3 separate regions of the Homo sapiens genome follow, and regions 2 and 3 are each linked to region 1. A link is a contact called in ENCODE Hi-C or POLR2A ChIA-PET data. All regions are on one chromosome and are shown on one strand. The core of a region is the stretch at or near the end of the contact, and the rest is flanking DNA. Distances in the headings are between cores, read along the strand shown. Region 1 holds the start of PANK3 (pantothenate kinase 3). Region 2 holds the start of CPEB4 (cytoplasmic polyadenylation element binding protein 4). Region 3 holds the start of BOD1 (biorientation of chromosomes in cell division 1).

Region 1 (4,191 bases), core at 1,114-3,613:
AAAAAAATTTTTTTTTTAAAGAATTAGAGAGATGAAGTAATTTGCCCATGTTTGTTAACAAGTGATAGAACCAATATTTGAATTTGTGTGAATTCTTCTTTAACTTTTAACATTTTTATTTTATTTTGGAGATGGGTCTCACTATGTCACCTAGCCTGGAGTACAGTTGTTACCAGAAAGGGATCCCGATCCAGATCCCAAGAGAAGGGTCTTGGATCTCTTCCAAGAAAGAATCTGGGGAGAATCCAGAATGTAAAATGAAAGCAAGTTTATTAAGAAAGTAAAGGAATAAAAGAATGGCTACTCCATAGGCAGAGCAGCAGCATGGGCTGCTCAGCTGCTTATACTTATTATTACTTCTTGATGATATGCTAAACAAGGGGTGGATTATTCACGAGTTTTCCAGGAAAGGGGCGGACAATTCCCAGAACTGAGGGTTCCTCCCCTTTACAGACCATATAGGATAACTTCCTGATGTTGCCATGGCTTTTGTAAACTGTCATGGCACTGGTGGGAGTGTCTTTTAGCATGCTAATGCATTATAATCAGCATATAATGAGCAGTGAAGACGACCAGAGGTTCCTTTCATTGCTATCTTGATTTTGGTGGGATTTGGCCAGCTTCTTTACTGCATGCTGTTTTATCAGCAAGGTCTTTGTGACCTGTATCTTGTGCCAACCTCCTATCTCACCCTGCAACTAAGAATGCCTTAAACTCCTGGGAATGCAGCCCAGTAGATCTCCGCCTTATTTCATCCAATCCCTATTCAAGATGGAGTCGCTCTGGTAAATGCCTCTGACACAGTTGCTATTCACAAACTCTATCACATACAGCCTCAAATTCCTGGGCCTCCCACCTTAGTCTCCCAAATAGCCGGGACTGCAGACACACACCACTGCGCCCAGCAAGTTTTTTTAGTTTTTAATCATTGTATTTCAAAAAGTAGTTGGGAGGATTAAATTTAAATTTTAAAAGTAAGGCACTTTGCAAAGTGTCAGCCCTTGGTATGTACTCAATAAATGGTAGCTTGTGTCCTCTCCTGTCCTTCTTCACATCCCTTGGCTTATCATCTGCAAGAAGGGGCAGTAAGGCTCTTTGGTAAGCGGGTTTCTTTGACTGGAATGCCCAATCCTCTACTGCCAACCCTCTATCCATCTATTGTAAAAACTACAGAATTCCTGGCCATCTAACTGGGCAACAAAAGTGAAGGCCAAGAGAAGATACCCAATGCCATCTTCTCCCATTCCAGCTGGAGGACTAAGACTCTAGGAGGCAAGGGGAAAGGGTGTCCTGGCTTTACTGTGAGAACTGGAGCAACTAAATTTTCTTCTCTGGGAGTCAGTTTTCCCTTTAGAAGGAGAGAGCTGGGCTGGAGGGCCCCAGGGGAATATGGATCGGTGGCAAAAAGAATGCTCAGCAAGCAATTTAACTCCTCAGACCGTGCCCCATCTTCAAAATGAGTGACAATAAAATGAATAATTGCACGTGGTCCACAAGGCCCCTGAATTTAAGTAAATCACACAAAGTGCTTAGCAGAGTCCCATGAACATAACGCGTTCCATAGATGTTACCTCTATTCCTGCTATTGTCATCATTCCGACCCTAACATTCAAGGTGTCTCTATTAAGCAAAAGGATTCCTTTGTGAATAATTTTAATCCGCCAATGTACTCAAGGGTCTATCTTAAGCACAGCTCTAGAGCCCTGATTGTAGCGCTTTCCATGGCCTGACGACCAGCTTTCCTGTCTCAAGGGGAAATCTGAGAATGGCCGAACAGCCATGACAGTCCTCTCGAAGAGTTCATTCCCCCTTCTCTCCGCGACCTGCTGAGGTCTGAGCCCGACTTCCCCAGCACGCCCATCTCAGTCACCATTGGTCGCCTCCTCGCTGGCGTGACTAAGACCCAGCCCTCTTCTCGCTGGGACCACTCTGAGGCGATCTGCGGAAGCTGAGGGGCCTCGGAGGAGGGGCCGCGATGCATCTCGGGCTTTGTAGTCCACCTGCACAACTACAGCCAGAGAGCGGGGCCTCACGAACCGGAGAACTACAATCCCCAGCAGCCGGGCGGAAGCGGAGCGAGGGGGGGCTCGCGTCACGTGGGCGTTCGGCCTGGGCGGGCTATTTCTCAGTGCGGCGGCGGCGGCGGTGGCGGCGGCTCCGGGGACCGGGGCCTTTTGTTTGGAGCGGCTGCGGGGGGGCCCCGGAGCGGCGAGGCCGGCGGCCTTCCCCAGCTTGCTCGGTCCCGGCCACCCCTCGCGGGGGTGGGGGGCCGCCCCCTGGGCCGGGCATCTCCTCAGGCGCCGCCGCCCCGCCCTAGGCCGGCCCCGCCCGGCCTGAGGGGAGGAACCGGCCGGGCCTCGCCGCGCGGCCCAGCCACCTCCGGAGTCGCCGCCTCTGCTCTCAGTGCCCCGGATCGGAGGCCGTCCATCGCCCCTCGGGCCGACGCCATGAAGATCAAAGATGCCAAGAAACCCTGTAAGACGGGGGCTGGGGCCCGCCAGGTTGGGAGGGCACCCTTGGGCCCCGTCTGAAAGCCCCTTGGCTGGGCGGTCGGCTTCCAAGCCCGTCGCTCCTCGCCGGCGCTTCGTCCGGTATGGGGGCGGAGGGACCATTTGAGCCACGAGTTCGAGGCTTCCGTCCTCCCCATCCCCCTATTCATGCATGGTGAATGCCTGCCGCCCCCTAGCCTTTCCTCCCACTTTCTCTTCGAGATCTGGGAGGTGCCAGAGGGAATTTCTGATTCTGATTTTTGTCAAACCAGACTAGTCTCCTCTCCCAGCTCCCCCTGAATTCAGGTTGAAAAGAGGCGGTCGCGGCTGTCAGGTTGCGCTGGCGGCTTTTAGCACCTGTTTTTAGGGATTTCCGGGCTTCCTGCTTGTGTCCTTGAAATGCCGGTGGGTTCCTGGGAGTTGTCACTGTTGTTACAGTTGGAGCTTTCAAACGTACGTGCATGCAGTCTGCCAGTGTGTAATTGCTTTGGCTTGTTTTTGTTTAGAATATCAACTAGTTCATGTTTGTTTTAGAAAACGCAGATAAACAAGAAAGATAAAGTCACCCGTATTCCCCGCACCCGGAGCGAACCGCTATTAATATTATGGTGAATACCCGTAGATATTTTTCTATGCATGTACTTAAATTCTGACTATGCTTTTAGAAAGGTCGACTTTCATTTGCTTCCTTTTATGTTTAGTCTTTTAAAAACCTTTTATTCCAGTAATTGACTTATTTAATCACCCAGCCATTGTGATTGTCACTCTTTTTAAGTATAGCCTCCCAGAAGGACTAGGAACGTGGGGATTCATGCTCATCTTAGAGTCGTATTGATACTTTTGCTGTTTTTACAGTGTTTCATGTGATCTCTTTAACTGTTAAGAAATCCACAACTATAAAACAGGGCGCTGACACCTTCCCTGCCCGCCTATCGGGGTTCCTGTAAAACTCACCTGAGAGGCAACAAGCCAAAACCCTGTGAAAACTACAAATTCCTATATAACTGTAAGGTAATTTGGTCTTAACTTCACAGGTGAGGAAATTGAACTTAGCCCCAGAGTAACTTTTCCAAGCATGTACCAACCATGTGCTATGTGGTTCATAACTCTAAGGGGACTGACTCATAATACAGTGTTCTTTCTCTTGCACCCATAGAGCATTGTCTAAGTACTTTATCTGGTAGTTTCATCTGTTAATTAAAATTTTTAAAAAATTATTTATAACTGAATAGATCCTGTCATAGTTGTTCAAGAAATCTATAAAATAGTGATGTGAAGGCTTAAATGAAAAGTAATATAGAGAGACTTTAAATTTTCATTTGCTGAATTAAACTAATGCATCTTGAACAGGTGCAGTAATTAGAACACTTGGACATTTTCCCTCACGCATACGTTTTCTCTGCTTCTCTTAGAATTTCCATTTGGTGAACAGTGTATGACCAACTCAAATTCTGACTCTTGTGGTGGTGATTATTTTCTTTTGTCATGATAGTGATTTGATTACTTAGATTTGAACAAACTAATAATCAGGTATGAGTACTACCTCCTTCAAAGGTGTTTTAGGAGAGATTATAAAGATTATTATGAGAAGTTTATAAAATAGGGCTAGGCACGGTGGGTCACACCTGAAATCCCAGCACTTTGAGAGGCCGAGGCGGGAGAATCGCTGGAGGCCAGGAGTTCGAGACCAACCTGGGCACCA
Region 2 (4,191 bases), core at 1,241-3,740, 5.3 Mb before region 1:
CAGCCCTGTTCAAGCTATCTTCCATCCAGGATTTAGGTGCAAAGGCAGAGCTGGGGCGAGCATACTTCTGGAGCTGAATATGATTGCTTGCAAAATTTTTCTTCAAAGGCGAGATGGAGTTCAGGGGCGTTATTCCACCATTCAGCCCTCTGCGGTGATCTCGGCCTTGGGAACCTCCCCAGCCACCATATCCACCACCGCCCGGGCTCCAGGAAGAGGAGGGTGTTGGTGACGGACTCTGGTAGCTGCTCCACGGAGAGGGGGGTTTGTTAAGATTATTCGCCAAATGAGGCAGCTGGTTAAAAGCAGCATTTCTATGTGTGAAGGGTGGGGGATGGGGACTGGCAGGAGACCTCCTTTGCTGCTGATGCTGGCTGTGATGATGCTGGAAATGAGGGTGATGTGGGTGGTGCTGTGAGAGAGGCCCGATCTGAGGAGAGAAGCTGCCTCCAAAGCCAGGGCTGACATGATGGGGGAAATTTTGAAACAACAGAGCACCGTTATTAGCCGAAGCAGCAGGGACCCCTCCCTGGTGAAAGAAACTTGCATCTTCATTGATTATTGTAGAGGAGGAAGGCGCTATCGCTGCTGACCAGTTACTGAAACCAGTAAGAGACGATGCGCTAGATGTCAAGGGTTGGGTTGAAGTACCTAGCCCAGTGGCTTCTTGATAATCAAACCCTGTCAACACTGGAGATTCGATCCTTATTTTCTCCTTCCCATTGCCATTTTCCGAAGAATTGTCCCCTTGATTTTCTTCTGATTTTGCCTTCTCTGTTTCAGGCAGTATTCCAGCTTCCTGACCTGGACTTGGGGAAAGCTGCTGCTTTTCTAAGGGGTCTTGCTGTTCCTGTTGCTGACTTTTTGCTTTTTCTGACCCCAAGATCTCATCCTGAATGTTATGGGTAGCTGGAGCAGGAAAAAGCCAAGCTGACCCAGCACTGCTGCCATTGGCAGCTGTGTTATTATTTATAAAAGCAGCAGGGCTGGGGGTGGCATTTTGGTGATGGTGTGGAGGCTGCAGATGTGGATGGAATCTGACTGGAAAAGCAGATTTATTCCCAGTATTGCTTTGCACTAGCACTCCAAACCCGTAATCCCCCATTTATTATCTTTAGGAGCAGAATCTCACAATAAAAAATGACAACCTGATGTCTCACGCCTTTTTTTTCCTCTACCCCAAATTTAAGTTGTTTGCTTGCTTGCTTGAAATGTCTTATTTATAGCTAGCTCAAAGATCGCAGCTTATCACCTTAAATTGTTCTGATTTGGAATTCTGGTCTCTGAAAGAAAAAACAACTCTTAAAAAAATCTCTTAAAACATTGACTTGGATCCAATTGGGCTTATTTTTAGGAGGGAATAAAAATGAAGAGGGTAAAAATCAAGTCTTTGGTTAGTAAAATAGGCGCTTTCTTTTTCCAAAGGAAAATGTACATGAATGACAAAAACAGAGCTTCTCAAGCATCTATGGATGTAGAAGAATAAGCCTTGCGCGGAGTAAAAATATAGATATATATAATTTAACAATCACATATGGTTTTCCTCAGCAGTTTAGATTCACTCACATAAAAATTAGAATAGGACTAAGAGGGGAATACGTTCTTTTCTTGGCAGCTTGGTTAAAAAAAAATCAGGAATAATTTAAGAACATTATATATTATATATTTATATATATAGATTATATTAGGTTATCTGGGGTGGGAAGTGAATTCCTGGTTTCGGGAGAGGAAATCAGCATTGACTAATGGAAAGATGATTGCAGGGAGGTTTCTGCTGTTCCTGGTCCTGTTTTCTGCTCTTTCGCAGGGTGCAGTTTTGGCCTCTGGGGCTGTTCCTGAGGCTCCGGGTGCAGATCTTGCTGCGGTCGCTGTTCCTGGGCTCCCCGCGGCTTCCTCTCCCCCATGAAAGGGGTTGGAAACACCCGTTTCTCCCTCTTGCGGGGGTCGCGATCAGGAGGGATTAGCGAGACTCGACGAGGGTGAGCGGGCGGCCTGGGGGTGCGGGGACCGAGGGGGCGACCTGGAAGGTCCTGCGGTTTCTGCCTCTTCCCCTCTCTGCGGCTCCGGGGTTTTTTTCCCTCATGGGACCCAGGGGCGGTTTGTTCAGTTCCCTCAGTTCGATTCTCCGCAGAGAGGGAAAAAAGAGGAAAAAAAGGAAAAACCCACTACCGTAGTTATTTTAAAGGAGAAGGGCCTCCCCCCTCGGCTTTCTCTCTCTTTTCCCCCAGAATTTTTTTTTAAACTATAATTTAGAAGGCTTTTGTTTCTCCTCACGGTTGCTGGGCCGTCGCCGCCGTCGCCGCTTTACCCTGGTCCCGCAGTCCCCGCTGTCGTTGTTGAGGACTCCTCCTGGTTCTTCTTTTTCTTTCCTTCTTCCTCCTCTTCCTCCTCTGCTGTCGCCGCTGCTGCCGCCGCCGCCGCCGCCACCGCCTCCCGGTGCCCGGGTCCCGCAGCCGCGGCTGAGTCCTTCTCCTCAGGACCGAGCCGAGTGAAATGACAACCAGCTGGAAAGACCCAGAGACACTTCCGGTTCGAAGAGGGAGGGGTGGGGGTAGCACTCATTCCCCACCTACCTGCCGGAAGACCAATCATCTGTTAGAACTCAGGCGAGGCCACGCCCCCTCGCTTCAGAGCTACTCCCAGGAAGGTCGAAAAGTTACCTCCAGAGACGCCTCTTCCGTCTGCGCCTCGCCTAGTGAGGCCCGGCGCCTGGAACCCGCTTCCCCCACCCAGAGTGAGCGCAGCAGGTCGCCATCTTTTGTGTGGGCAAGGGACTCCTTTGATATTTCTCTTCCCTAACTGGGCTTTGCAGGAGGAGCAATAGGGACGTGTCAAGGAGAACGGATTCCTCGCTCACGAAGGCATACGGTCAAGGTGTTGGAGATCGAAGTGGCGGCCCGTGAAACCGCGGATGAATGAGAAGGGTGCCCACAGTAAAGGTGGTGCTCCAAGCATCACGTGCTCTGGCCCGAGCTCCGCCCCAGAGGGATCTGGAAGGGGAGGCGGGTCTTGCCAGCAGCTGTGCGGTGCCTAGAACTGCGTTTGCCCTTGCCCAGAATGTAGACCTCACGAGGGACTCTCCCTTAACCTTCCATTCGCTCACCCGCACCTCCCACTCTCCCATTCTGCTAGGCTCGCATCTGGTGCAGTCTCCCAGGTGCAGAGATGCAGCTGAGGCGTCTGTGGCTATGCCCCCGTATCATCCCGATCTAGTACACCTTACACGCAATACCAGAGGGAAAATTCCAAAACTAAAATTTTATCTTGACCCTCACATGCTCCGATTTCTTCTATGGTTGCCCATTATTTCGAAGATAAAGGCCAAACTTGTTAGTCTGGTATTCAAGCCTTTCTACCTAATGGGTGGTATATCTTAGTGCCTCTTCCCCCTCCAAACACACTCTCAATGCCTTTTTACATGTCCTTTCCACTCTTCTCCTTTGGTAAATTCCTATTTATTTCTAGGAATCAGTTCAAAAGCCACCAACAGCATCTTCTGAATTCTCTCTTATAAGCGTCCACGGCCCTGTGTACCTCTCGTGCTTGTTTCTCACACTATATTGTGATGGTTTATGTCTTCCAGACCTGTGCTGGACCGTGGGCTCTTTCAGGAGCAGACATTGTAGATAGGAGACATCAGTGAATGAATCCTGAAAACGTGAATGAACAAACCAGCAACAATGAAGTCTTCCCTGAGTGACAGCCCCCCAACCCACTGCCACCCCTTCCACCCGTCACCCACCCCCCACCCCTCACTCCTGTTTCCAAGTCTGAATTAATTATTTCCTTCCTTTTGCCATTTGGTTTGGAGCTCACATATCAGACTTTTCATTATGTTTGGTACTCAAGGGCTTTAATGTCCTGTTTATCTTTGTACATTCCCAACGCTATGACCACCATCAGGGCTTAGGATAATGCTTTGCTCTCAGCACAGCTTTAAATATGTTAAATAAGTGAGTATTTTCCTTTAGCAGGAAGAAAAATGAACAAAGAAATCAGGGTAGAGCCAGAAGTAACTGGCACAACTAGAGGGAAAAAAAAGATACCAAGATTAATGAAAAATAGTATGAACAAAGGTGGCTTCCATTTCATTTCCATAGCCTTCCTCTAATGGTCTCAACTTCTGCCTCAGTCTGTCAATCCTCCATCACTTCCGTGTAGAACACCTGAGGGCCTTCAATCGGTGATTTT
Region 3 (4,191 bases), core at 686-3,185, 5.0 Mb before region 1:
AGGGGACTCAGGTGGCCAATTTGTCTGTAAATCATTCACTTCCAATTATAATAATTGCTACAAAAAATGAGGCTTTGAGTTTCTGTAGCATGGAGGAAATATCTCATTGGATCTAGGGGTCAGAAGAATTTTCCCTGAGGAAGGAGAGTAAGATGTGGGGTGCCAAAAATGGAGAAGGGACTAGTCAGAGTGATCAAGGGCTTGCAGAAGAAAGAACCTGGGGCTGAGGCAGCCTGAACTGGGCTTCTCCTGGGGTTAAAGGTGAGTGATCAGTGTAGAGTCAACCAGTAGGAACAGACATTAGGTAATCTCAAGGATGGTGAGCTATTAAGAGAGAATGTTTGTCATTAACTGACCCATTGTGAATGATTGAGCTGGTGTTAGAGGATGAGTATAATCCAACACCTGAATGTTTCTTTTGAGGGTTAATTTAAACTCTCTTGGACAGGTGTGGTGGCTCACACCTGTAATCCCAGCACTTTGGGAGGCTGAGGCGGGTAGATCACTTGAGGTCAGGAATTCAAGACCAGCCTGGCCAACATGGTGAAACCCCCATCTCTACTAAAAATACTAAAATTAGCCAGGTATGGTGGCATGCGCCTGTAATCCCAGCTACTCGGGAGGCTGAGGCAGGAGAATTGCTTGAACCCAGGAGGTGGAGGCTGCAGTGAGCCAAGATTGCACCACTGCACTCCAGCCTGGGCGATAGAGTGAGACTCTGTCTCAAAAAAAAAAAAGAAAAAAAAATTAAACTGTCTTGAGTACTAAATATTGGTGTGGAGAACATCCTGGATCTTTGCCAATTCTGCATCTTCGCAGGAGCCAAGGATATTGCAGAATTTGCTATTTACATCCCCTCTGCTGCTTGTGTAAGATGAGGAAACAACAATAGCAGACATAATTGCTGAGGTTGGGAGGGGGAGCTGAGCTAACAATAGGCAAAAGATGAAGGGAAGAGAGGATAATGGTGGCAGCTATAGGATTCCAATGGTGAATTGTGGCTACTTAAAAAAATCAGGATATAAAGCCTTACCTATTGTGGGATACCAACTAGCTCTCAGGATACCTCAGGCTAAAATGCAAGATTTAGATCCTCAAAACCTGGGTTCAAATCCTACTTTTCTACCTCTAGGTATGTGATTAGGTTAACAAACTTTCTTCTGCCTCCATTTCTACGTCTGTAAATAGCAATAATAGTAGTATGTATCTGCTTTTTTAAATTATCGTGAAGAAGTGCGTGGAAAGTGCATAGCATCACGCCTGACACTTTTCAATTATTCAATATTGGCTTATGATTGACAATATTTAATATTTGGGAGGAAATCCACACACATATAAGACAGACTTAAGGAAAACTTTTATTTTCTTCTTCACACTTTTCCGTTATTTTCCAATTTTCTAAAATGAGTATGCATTGCTATTAAAACCAAAAGGAGGGAAACTCACAAATTTCTGAACAATAGAAGTTTGACTGTTCCACTGTTTCCGGAATTTCCCGGAACATGTTGTTCAAGAAGGACGTGGGAGTGCATGCTGAAGCACAGATTGCTAGGTCTCGACCCGTAAATACTGGATAAAAATCTTTAAGAAATAATTCTGGTAATCTATACTTTTAATCAGCTCCACAGATGACTGTTATAATCGGGCACTGCTGGGACGTGTTGATTGAATGGGAAGTGAGCAGAGAGTGGGCGGGGAAGGCCTGGCGGGGAAGGCCTGGCGGGTTGCAGCGATCACGAGGCCTGCGCCTACAGTTCCCATATTACCCCGCGAAATCGCGACGAGCAAGCACGAACCCTGCCGGGAGTTGTAGTTTCTCTCGGCTAGGCCGCTGCCTATAAAGAACGCCGGAGATGGCCACAGAAAACTTCCCGCCCCACAATGCAAAGGTCAACGTTGACGCCATCTGGGGTGCGCCTGGAATCGAGCAGGCCGTTTCTGCCGCGTCCACCACAACCTCTGCTGTATCAGAGGGGGCCTTCGCCGCCGCCGCCCCCACCACCGCCCCTGCCGCCATCGCCACCTCCGCCGCTGCCGCCTTGGGGCCCTCCTCCTTCACCGCCCCCTTCACCACCTCTACACGTTCTAGGCCTTCTGTCCTGGAGAAGAAGCTATAGTCGTTCTCCCTTGTGGGCCCGGGGCGCAGCCATGGCGGACGGCGGCGGCGGCGGGGGAACTGGCGCGGTGGGCGGCGGCGGAACTAGCCAGGCCTCTGCCGGGGCAGCGACTGGCGCTACTGGGGCCAGCGGGGGCGGTGGCCCCATCAACCCGGCCTCGCTGCCTCCCGGCGACCCGCAGCTCATCGCTCTCATCGTGGAGCAGCTCAAGAGCCGGGGCCTTTTTGACAGCTTCCGCCGGGACTGCCTGGCCGACGTGGACACCAAGGTAGCTGCGGCCGCCTGGGCGTTGGGGAGCGGGGCTGCACGTGAGGCCGCCGGGTGGCAGCTTTGATTTTCGAAAGCCGAGAGCAAAACAAAAGATAGCTTAGAAATCTCAGCGGTGAGGTCTTACACCGCTTGGGGCAGTACGGAGAGCTTTCTGAGCGATGCACACGTGGGTTCCTGCCTGATACATTTACTACTAGTTGTGATTTTACCCAGTCCCTTCTCCGAACTTGGGGTTTCAATGTGGGTTTTAGAGCCTAGACCGTATCATTCCCAAGATGGAACTCCTCTGAGGCCCTTAATAACAAACTTCGAAACCAAGTAGATAAGCAAGCGTGCTTTAGAATTTCCACCTGTTCCGTACTCACCACTGAGAAGCTGGCATTAAACACAATGATTTGAACACACAGTCATCACCATTTTATAGCTGTTTATTCCTTTTCTCTAGCTCATTGTTTTGCAGACTAGTACGGCGTTGAATTAAGATAAATTGTAGAAACAGCACCCTTATTTTGCACTTCATCATTGATAAAAGGAGATTTGGTGCCTAGTTGAGATCCTAATGCCATTGGTCAGTCCCACCAGTAAAACGCTATTTCACTTTACCTACTCGTCAGGGTGGTTTGGATTCAATGAAATAATGGGTGTTAAGTATCAGACATACAGTAGTTGCTGGAATGTTCATTTTCTTCCTTTTCAAAACTTGTCTAGCCACGACTGTGGTTGTAGGTTAGGAGACCCTGTCACTGGACTCCTGCAGGGTAGTGATTTCTCCTACCAGAGCCTGTCATGGAAACATTTTGCTTACCTCACAGCAAGATTGTGAGCTTAGAATTAGACCTTAAGATAGGGAAAAACGTAGTCTGTTTATTCGTTGAACGTTTATTGGCCTCTAGTTGCCAAGCTGTGCGATTACAGGAATAAGTCACTACCCCATCCTCAAAACTTATAGTCTAGGTTAGAAAACTGACATGTAAATAAACCAGGTGGTAAATACGGATGTAGAGAGAGAAAGTGGTATACACTGTTCCTTCTCCAAGATGAAAAGCCCAACTAGAAGTCTGTCCTTGAAACAAAGTAATTTAATACATATACATCCCAGATCTGTATTGACAGAGCTTTCACCTTTCCTAGGACAAGTTCTCCATTCATATTTCTTATATTCCGTTAGGTTTTGTGTGTGATTTTAAAACAAAAGCGACTACAGTAGCCCGCCCCATCCAAGGTTTTGCTTTCTGCGGTTTCATTTACCCAATTGTTGCGGTATGGAAGTACTTGTGTTCAGGTAACCCCTATTTTACTTCATAATGGCCCTCAAAGACATTCATGCGTAGTGTATATAGGGTTCAGTACTACCTGAGGTTTCAGGCACCCACTGGGGATCTTGGAACGTATCCCCTGAGGGGGGAGGGGACTACCCTCTTGAGCGGCTGGTGAGGGAGAGTGGTTGGAACCTTCCCATGTACAGCTCCTTAGCTGTTCCTTCTGAGAATTCCAGGTTGTTTTAGTTCTTGAAGATAGTGTTTTTTCAGGCATATCTTATCTGAGACCTTTGTTGCTTCAGCCCAGTGGTTCTCAAAGCGTGGTGCTTGGATTAACATCAGCATCACCTGAGAACTTGTTAGAAATGCACATTTTGGGCCCCACCCCAGACTGCTGAAGTATTTAGGGGAAATTGAACAGATGTCTGTAATTTACTTTGCACTGTAATTTACTTTGAACTGATAAGTGAACAGGTGGAGGGGTTGGTAGTACAGTAAAACGTTATGAGTGGGCTCATGAGTTCCTTTGACTTCTTGAACTGAGA

The links. Hi-C counts contacts between places; a loop is a spot of excess contacts on that map. ChIA-PET counts read pairs that join two places held with the same protein, here RNA polymerase II (POLR2A). Pooled maps may share reads with other maps.
Region 2: a loop to region 1 is called in a map of CD8-positive, alpha-beta T cell, with 32 times the contacts of the local background. The contact joins the promoter of CPEB4 here to the promoter of PANK3 in region 1. A Hi-C loop is called at or near these places in 3 of 168 maps with a recorded cell type or tissue (CD4-positive, alpha-beta T cell and CD8-positive, alpha-beta T cell) and 10 of 50 pooled maps. POLR2A ChIA-PET finds 5 or more read pairs at or near these places in 1 of 52 experiments (T-cell).
Region 3: a map of CD8-positive, alpha-beta T cell shows a loop between it and region 1 (9-fold over the local background). The contact joins the promoter of BOD1 here to the promoter of PANK3 in region 1. A Hi-C loop is called at or near these places in 2 of 168 maps with a recorded cell type or tissue (CD4-positive, alpha-beta memory T cell and CD8-positive, alpha-beta T cell) and 13 of 50 pooled maps.

The regions. Positions count from the first base shown.
Region 1 is chr5:168,577,540-168,581,730 of GRCh38, reverse strand. PANK3 (pantothenate kinase 3) reads left to right here and starts at 2,363. Exons shown (of 7, transcript NM_024594.4): 1 at 2,363-2,475. The coding sequence starts at 2,448. RefSeq lists a silencer at 2,086-2,415 and enhancers at 1,932-2,475, 2,566-2,635.
Region 2 is chr5:173,886,648-173,890,838 of GRCh38, reverse strand. CPEB4 (cytoplasmic polyadenylation element binding protein 4) reads right to left here and starts at 2,490. Exons shown (of 10, transcript NM_030627.4): 1 at 1-2,490. The coding sequence starts at 1,105. RefSeq lists a silencer at 1-213 and enhancers at 1-217, 218-719, 2,744-2,983.
Region 3 is chr5:173,614,394-173,618,584 of GRCh38, reverse strand. It overlaps BOD1 (biorientation of chromosomes in cell division 1), which reads left to right and starts at 1,935. Exons shown (of 4, transcript NM_138369.3): 1 at 1,935-2,385. The coding sequence starts at 2,149. RefSeq lists enhancers at 1,659-1,738, 1,759-2,018 and silencers at 1,999-2,068, 2,079-2,128.